Regions from separate parts of the Homo sapiens genome. Here region 2 is linked to region 1. The links are chromatin contacts, found by Hi-C or POLR2A ChIA-PET in ENCODE. All regions are on one chromosome and are shown on one strand. The core of a region is the stretch at or near the end of the contact, and the rest is flanking DNA. Distances in the headings are between cores, read along the strand shown. Region 1 overlaps ITGBL1 (integrin subunit beta like 1). Region 2 overlaps ITGBL1 (integrin subunit beta like 1).

Region 1 (3,901 bases), core at 943-3,442:
TATAAAAGAGTTGCAGTTTAGGTTTCAATGGTATTTAGCGAGTGTTACCGTAATTAAATATTCTTTTTACATTTGGGCAGGTGAAGCCTCAAAATCAGATTTTCTCAACCGTGGTTGAACATCAGCATCCCAAGGAGAAAGGAATAAACTGTCAGTTCTCATGTAGTACACCAGAGGTTCTGTTTCAAGTGCTTTGGTGTGTGGCCTTGACGTTGGTGGTTTTTTTAAAGCTCTCTGGGTGATTTTAATATAGATGAGTGTGTGACCCATTGCTCTAAATGCTAAAGGTGAGGATTTGACTTCACGAATGAGTACCTTTCTTCCTGAAGCTCACATTGTTGGTAGGGCCCATCTCTAACCAGAGCTGAGAATTCCCCACAGTCTGATTGCAACAGATTGTGTGTTTTAGACTGAGCTCAGTTAAAGGTGTTTTGCTGATAGGAATCAGACCATATCCAAAGCGAGGTGTGAGTGGATCCGTCAGGGGTCATGACAAATGGTCTTAGCAGTTAGGTCCCTTTCTGTGTTCATGATGTTCTCATCATATTTCTCTAGCACTTCAGTCTTTCTTTCTTCTTAGTAGGATTTCTCTACGTCCAATTCATAACACCCACCCCTCCAAACACACACACACACACACACACACACACACACACACACACACACACTTCTCTACTTCCAATTCATAACACCCACCCCTCCATACACACACACACACGCGCACGCGCGCGCATGCCCCATAGCGTCTTTCATCTTGAAAAAATTATTCTTTTCAAACTTGTTTCAGTAACAAGACTTGAATTCTGTTTTGGGTTTGAAATCTATTTTGGGATTTATTTATTTATTGTTTGCAAATCAAATTTAGGGTTTTTTTTTAGAGAACATTATAATCAAATGTGGTAGTCTAGGATTCTAAAGATGTTTAATATTAAGGAATCTAAACATGTAATTCACCACATTAACATATCTTAAAGGAGAAAACATACAGAAGTGTTTCAGTAGATGATAAAACATATTTGATACAATGTAAACGCATTTCTAGGACATCTGTACTCTCTCATTTTTTAAGCATGGATGCAATACCTTTGTTCATAACCTGCTTTAGTCAAGGGACCCAGTAATGTCCTGTATAGCGTTTTCCTCTCCTTACAGGATTCAGACTATTGAAAATGTTATGTTTATATCTCTCTTTAGTCTTCTTTAATCTGGGTCATTTCCACAGACTTTGGCTTTAGAGCATTGAAACTTGTGAAGAAAGTTGTCCCCATTTTATTAAAAGAAAAGTGTACTTATCTTGGATTTGTCTGATGTCTCCCCCGCCATGATTAGATTCATAATACATATTCTTAGGTAAAACACTAGAGAAATGGTTTTGTGTTCTCAAAATGTTTCATCTGGAAGCACATGATGTCCATCTGCTCATATTGGTGATGTCAGTTTTGATGAGCTGGTCAAGGTGTTGGCTGGTGTCTTAACTGTGTTATTTCTGACTTACCCTCTTCACAAATGTGCATTCTATGAGGAAATACTTTAAAGCCATACATGTATCACATTCCTCACTAAAATTACCCCAGATTTAACATCCGCTGATGACAATCACCTGACACAGTATTGACAATGATGACTGGAAAATGATGATTTATGAACTGTAACATTCTCTCTGAATTGACTAGTTGGCACTCAGTATTCCACCACAAACAGGAATCCTCCTCTCTCATTTATCAGTTATTTGTTATTTCATTTACTTAGTGACTTATTATCAGTCTAGAAGCACAATTCTTATTATTTCATTGATTTGTTATTCATTTTGTACATAATTATTCTGGTGCACAGAGTTTTCCAGATTAGGTATTAAAGCCCATCAGGCTAGCTTTTGTGTTTTTGTGACATGCCTGCCTTTTGTTTTTGTTTTTTGTTTTGTTTTTGCAATTCTTTACTTGTTGGCATAATAACATATTCCAGGGTCATATTGGACCTGCTTCACTGCACCTTTGGAATCATCCACTTATCCAAACAGCCCTGATTCCTTTTAGTGAAAATGGTATTTGAATAAAAATTGTGGGCACAGGGATACTTATTTCCACTGGAGGGTATTTGCTTCTTGGCCCTTTCTGCAAATAGGCTTGTGTCAAAAAAGTAGATTGAAGCATAATACAATTTTTATTTTATCTGAGCAAACAATGATTCATGAATCAGGCAGCTCCAAATCAGAAGTGATTCAGGTGCTTCATTGAGGGAATGCAAGTGGGAGGCTTTTATAGGGTGAACAGAAAAAGAAAGCAAAGAAAAATAGTTGGTTGGCTAATGTTATATGGTTGCCTTATTTAGTCTATCCTGTTGGAAAGTCCCTAGTTATATAATTATAAGTTTGTTGGTTGCTTCTGATTGGTTAAACTTAAGTTCTGTTCTTCTTTAATGTAGACATTTATAAGAAATAACTTAAGCTAAGTTTCACTTATTTTTGCCTGTCAGGCAAGGTTAGGATCATTTATGAGGCCTAACTGGCTTAGTCTGCTCAGGGGTTCTTTAGGCCTTGTCTCCATTTTAATTTATCTTGACACTAGTAAATATATGCCTGTGCATATACACACAAATACATATACACATACTTGCACACAGATATGCATGTACACATACACATACATGCATATTTTAGAAATCATGAATTTACACCAGTGCATCTAATTCCAGTCCAACCTCACAGGATTACTTCTTGTTTTCTCCATTCCATATTTGCATGTCCCATTTTCACAGGGAGAACCCTGGCTCCCAATACCACCAACATATTTACTTATTTGCTCAATCCTATACTACATCTCTAGTTACTTCTAGAAGTGCTGCAGACACACCACTAAACCAAGCAAATGTACCAAAAGAGATTAGGATTTGCAGTCCACCCCTCTCCACTTCCCCCCACTCACTGTACCTCAATCATGCCCAAGATTGGGGTATGTAGTCGAATGACGTGTTCATAAGTCACTCAGACTTATTTTATTTTCTTCTCTTTTAGTGTGGTTATGGTACTCATTTGAAATACAATTTAGCTTATTTATTTCAGATCACTTTCAATTTTAGGTTTTATAATTCCTTCCCATCTGTATTAATATATTTTATAATGTATAGTACACTAACATGCTTCTAAAAGTCATAACTATGCAGAAAAGTATACTCAGAGAATCATCCCTCTCTTCCTCAAACCTTGCACCCTGCTTACCCTCACCTTATAGATAACCAACTTTATTGCTCTCTTCCTTCTCTGTGCATGTATTTCTTTTTGTGTAAAGATAAATAGACATATTTGTGTGTTATTATTTCTCATTTTTTTCCTGTGCAAATGGTTGTGCTTTCATTCCATGTGTTCTTTTGCACTCTGCTTTTACGACTCAACATAATCTCCTGGAATTCACTCCAAATCAGTTCATAGAAATCCTTCTCTTTATTTTTTCAAAAGCACAGGACTGGATTCTATGTATGCAATGTAATTTATTCAATCAAGCTCTTATGCTTGAGCATTTAGACAGTAGTCAGTATTTTGGATTGTAAATAATAGTGCACAGAATGATCTAGTGCACATATATTTTTATATTTTTGGAGGTGTGTATTCAAGGCAAATTACCAGAAATGCAATTGGCCAAAAGATACATTTATATTCAGTGTTACATTTAATCTTTTCTGTCTCATTTACTCTTGTAGAAATATCTAAGCCTTTCATGTTTACTTTGGCAGTCTCATTCTCACCTGTCTTTCTTTTAATACCCACTTCCACCCTCCGAGTTCAGGACCATTTCCCCCAAATTGCATTAGCCTATGAAGTCTCTCTATTAATCCTTCCCTTTCATATCACAGTGTGGTTTTCTGAAGTAGTTTGGAGCAGAAGGGGAAGAGGAGTTAAATGGATTGG
Region 2 (3,618 bases), core at 1,032-3,531, 53 kb after region 1:
TCCAGCAAAATGAAAACATGACCTTGAGCCTTAGTTTCACAGTCCATGAAAAGCTCAACTTTTATTATAGAAATTCAGGGTTAGAGCCCTTCTTTTTTTTCTCCCACTTAAAAAGGGATAAAGAAACTAACCCACCCAGATTGCTGCTAAGCCTAACATGAGCTTTGCATAGCCATTGAAAAAGGTTCCCACACTCTAGAATTTTTATTCCACCTTTTAAAATGCTCTTGTCCATCTCTTCTGAAGACTTTGGAGACAGGAGATTTTTCAGTCTTAATGCATTGAAATGAAGATAATACAAAAAGAAAGCTTTTTCAAAATTTTTAGTCTCAAAAAGTCTTCTCTTGGGAAAAGGCAGACCTTTATCTTAGTCAAAAGGGAATGAGACTGTTGGCAATGACAAATTAAAGTTTGAGGGGATAATTGAAATAAGGAAATGGAAAAGTATGGCTGATTATCCCCAAAGCCTGGATCAGACAAGGAAATAAGCCAGAGGCAGCATAGATTTGAGTGAAGATGTGCACCCTCAGGTCAAGAGCTGAGGCTGGTTGGGAGCAAAGAAAAATAATAGAAAGAAAGAAATGGGAGGAAATGTTTTAATACATTTAAGATAGTGGAATATAAATAAGCAGGCAGGGGTTTCTATTTCTATTTATTGTGTTTCCTTTGCCTGCACAGAGTGTTGATTGACTTCACCTTTCTCCGTATCCAGAAATCCATCTATGTGATTAAACTTTTGTTCTTAAACAAGGCTTCTAATATTAGATGGAAGATTTAATGAATAATAGTAGTTAACATTAAGTGAGTACTTATAGAGTTCTAGGCACTGTTCTAAATGTTTGACTTATGTCATTTAATAATCTCATCAACCTCATGATGATGGTAGTATCATGATTATCCCTACACAGCTAGTAATAACACCAGCGTCTCTGTCTATATAAATTTAATCATTCCTATTTCCATCAATACCAATTCAGTCTAGGTTCTTGCTTTTGCCCTTCTCTCTGTCTAGAATAACCACTGACACCTTGTAAGCCTGAAAAAAATGCAACCTCACATGTAGCTGTGATCACATTTTCCTCCATATTCCAGCTAAACCGGTGCGCACTTTTAGTTTTGTATTTGCCGTTTACTATAATTATTTGTTGGTGTTGGTCTCTCTGACTCCATGAGTAGTGTTGATTTTCTTTGTATTTCTAAAACCTAGAATCTAGCAAACATTTGACTGAATAAAGAATAATGATTGACTGTGAAACAAATGACTACATGAGCGCACAGATGGATCCAGTGTTTTTTTCTTTTAAATAAATGATCATGTACCAGTAATTACAGAACTGGTTCTAAACATGGATTCTTATGTAGTTAGAGATCCATGAATAGAAAATCTTTATTTAATTTAATACGAGGCCTCTAGCCTAGTATTCAGTTAGTTCTAGGTTCCCCAGCACTGATCTGGAAGGGAAAAGAAAATTGAATCTGAAATGAGGCTGGGATGTGTGTGTGGGGTATGTATGTGTGTGTGTGTGTGTGTGTGTGTGTGTTTTCCTGTAGTTGTGACTTAATATCAAAGACAATTGCAGATAATATGAGAACTTTTCATTATTTATGCTTGTTTTCTCTAATTGAGATTAGATTATATTTTGCAGATAAACAATTTGAATTCGTTAATAACGTGATTTTTGAAAATCACTGACGCTTGTTAATGTTAACTAGGATAAATATTATTCTCTATTTAAATTGTGTGTTTTGATCTTTCCCTTTAAAAATAATTTACTACAAATTTTAAAATATTAAATATTAATATGATAATGCAATCCGAGGTTTATAATTTAGCTTGATCCCATGACAGAGTAAGCTAATGTTAACTATATAATCAACAACTTGTAAAAAATGTTCAGAGATTACCTCTTAAGGCCCACAGTAATAAAACTATCTACACTTTTCTCTAAAAGTCATAAAAATGTTTGTGAAATAAAATCAAGTTTCATATCTTTGTGTACTGAAATTAGTTTCTTATTCCTACCCAATTATCTAACATACAATTGTCATTTTGTTATGAGATACATACACTTCTCATTACACATGGAGAAGCATTATGTCATTATTTTTATAAAAGGCTGATAAATACAGTTGTTCCTTCATGTATGGCTCCCATACAGATTCCTGGTAAGATGATTCTATAAAATTATATAACTCAAATCTCCTGTTGACTTTCATCTGAGGACAGGCAGTGGGTTCACCGTGAGTCACTGTAGTTCAAAGATGTAAAGAAATCTGTTGTAATCACACTTAACCTTCGCAGAGCACAAATTTAAAGGGAGACTCATGATTTAAAAGTGGACAATTAACAAATGACCTTTCTCCTTCACATTAGGTGAGATCATCAGGGCAGTGTGGTAAGTAGTCTGACTGTAGAATATTTTAAAGGAATGAAAGTTTTTTTGGGTATACCTTCTGGCCTTCTGGGCCTGTTTTTGGCCTTCTGGCCCTGTTTTAAATCCCATTTTTAAAAACCCTATTGCTTAAAACAGCTAAAAGAACAAATTTTGTAAGCATTCCATTAGACTGGCTAAACATCTCCCCCCACCCAGTTTACAATGTATACAATCTCTTATATTCATGTGGCTTAGTGATTTGTACAGGATGACCTAAAGCCACCAGGATTCCTGGAGATATGCTTAGATGTTTACTAGGTTGCTTTGGAGAGTGAGAAGAAATCTGGGCTTGTTGAGCTTTACCTACCCTACCTACTGCTTTCTCTGGGCAAATTCACTTACATATGTTTTATTTAGCATGGATCTGTTAATACTTTCATTTGGAATGAAATGTTTCTGCCGGTTTCTTTCTGTTCTTGTGCAAATGTGAAAACTATTGCTTTAGCGAAAGCAAACACCGTTACTTCCTGAATCACAGCTCCCTCCAAACCACTCCTCTCCAGATAAACATTTATGTTTTATGCCCCAATAACTACACTTCCTTTTATTTTCCCTGCTCTGAGCCTTGAAGTGTTCACCTGAAAGCATTTTAAAATAGTCTGTAATTCCAAAGGAAATGAAGTAATTGTCCATGGAAGGGAGGTGAGGACTCAGGATACAGATTGACCTGGGGTTGCTCATGAATTGAGACCAAAAGAAAAACAGAGGTAGAATAAAATGAAAGGGAGAAGAGCTCAGTGAACATCTGTGCTTTCTCTTTGCCGAGTCCTGACACAGCGCTCACTACCCCTCTGCATTTTATCCCTGTCACCATTTGGAGAATCAGGCAGGAAGGCCCAGCATCAGGGATTTCCTCTCCCTTCAAATTCTGGTCCCTGCAACCAGCTGGAGCCACCCACAGATTCCCTTTGTTGATGAGTGCTTCCGGAAGGTGAAGGAGAACCTCCCCATCAGGGGGCTGCAATGTTCCAAACTGCAGCATCATTCATGACGTGGCTAACATTTACCTTCATTTTCGTAGGGGGTGGAGAAAGGTATTTTTTTATAGTAATAAAATACAATCTGTGAATTCTGCCATATACCAAATTAAAAGAGGTTTTGCGGTACAGCTTTCCATGGAGACAAGGAACAGGTAATTATTCAGAGATAATGCTTCTGAAACAGAACATTGTCAGTATATAAT

Evidence for each region. Hi-C counts contacts between places; a loop is a spot of excess contacts on that map. ChIA-PET counts read pairs that join two places held with the same protein, here RNA polymerase II (POLR2A). Pooled maps may share reads with other maps.
Region 2: a map of PC-3 shows a loop between it and region 1 (5-fold over the local background). The contact joins two enhancer-like sites. A Hi-C loop is called at or near these places in 4 of 168 maps with a recorded cell type or tissue (PC-3, PC-9, breast epithelium and 1 more) and 1 of 50 pooled maps. POLR2A ChIA-PET finds 5 or more read pairs at or near these places in 1 of 52 experiments (PC-3).

The regions. Positions count from the first base shown.
Region 1 is chr13:101,568,404-101,572,304 of GRCh38, forward strand. All of the region lies in intron 3 of ITGBL1 (integrin subunit beta like 1), which reads left to right. Among named protein-coding and RNA genes, the nearest start is that of ITGBL1, 120 kb to the left of the region's middle. Within about 2 kb of position 2,193, at least 2 of the 41 ENCODE cell types and tissues checked have a DNase peak (open chromatin) inside an H3K27ac peak, as active enhancers do; they include PC-3 and PC-9, where a contact is called at or near this core.
Region 2 is chr13:101,621,404-101,625,021 of GRCh38, forward strand. All of the region lies in intron 7 of ITGBL1 (integrin subunit beta like 1), which reads left to right. Among named protein-coding and RNA genes, the nearest start is that of ITGBL1, 170 kb to the left of the region's middle. Within about 2 kb of position 2,282, at least 9 of the 41 ENCODE cell types and tissues checked have a DNase peak (open chromatin) inside an H3K27ac peak, as active enhancers do; they include PC-3 and PC-9, where a contact is called at or near this core.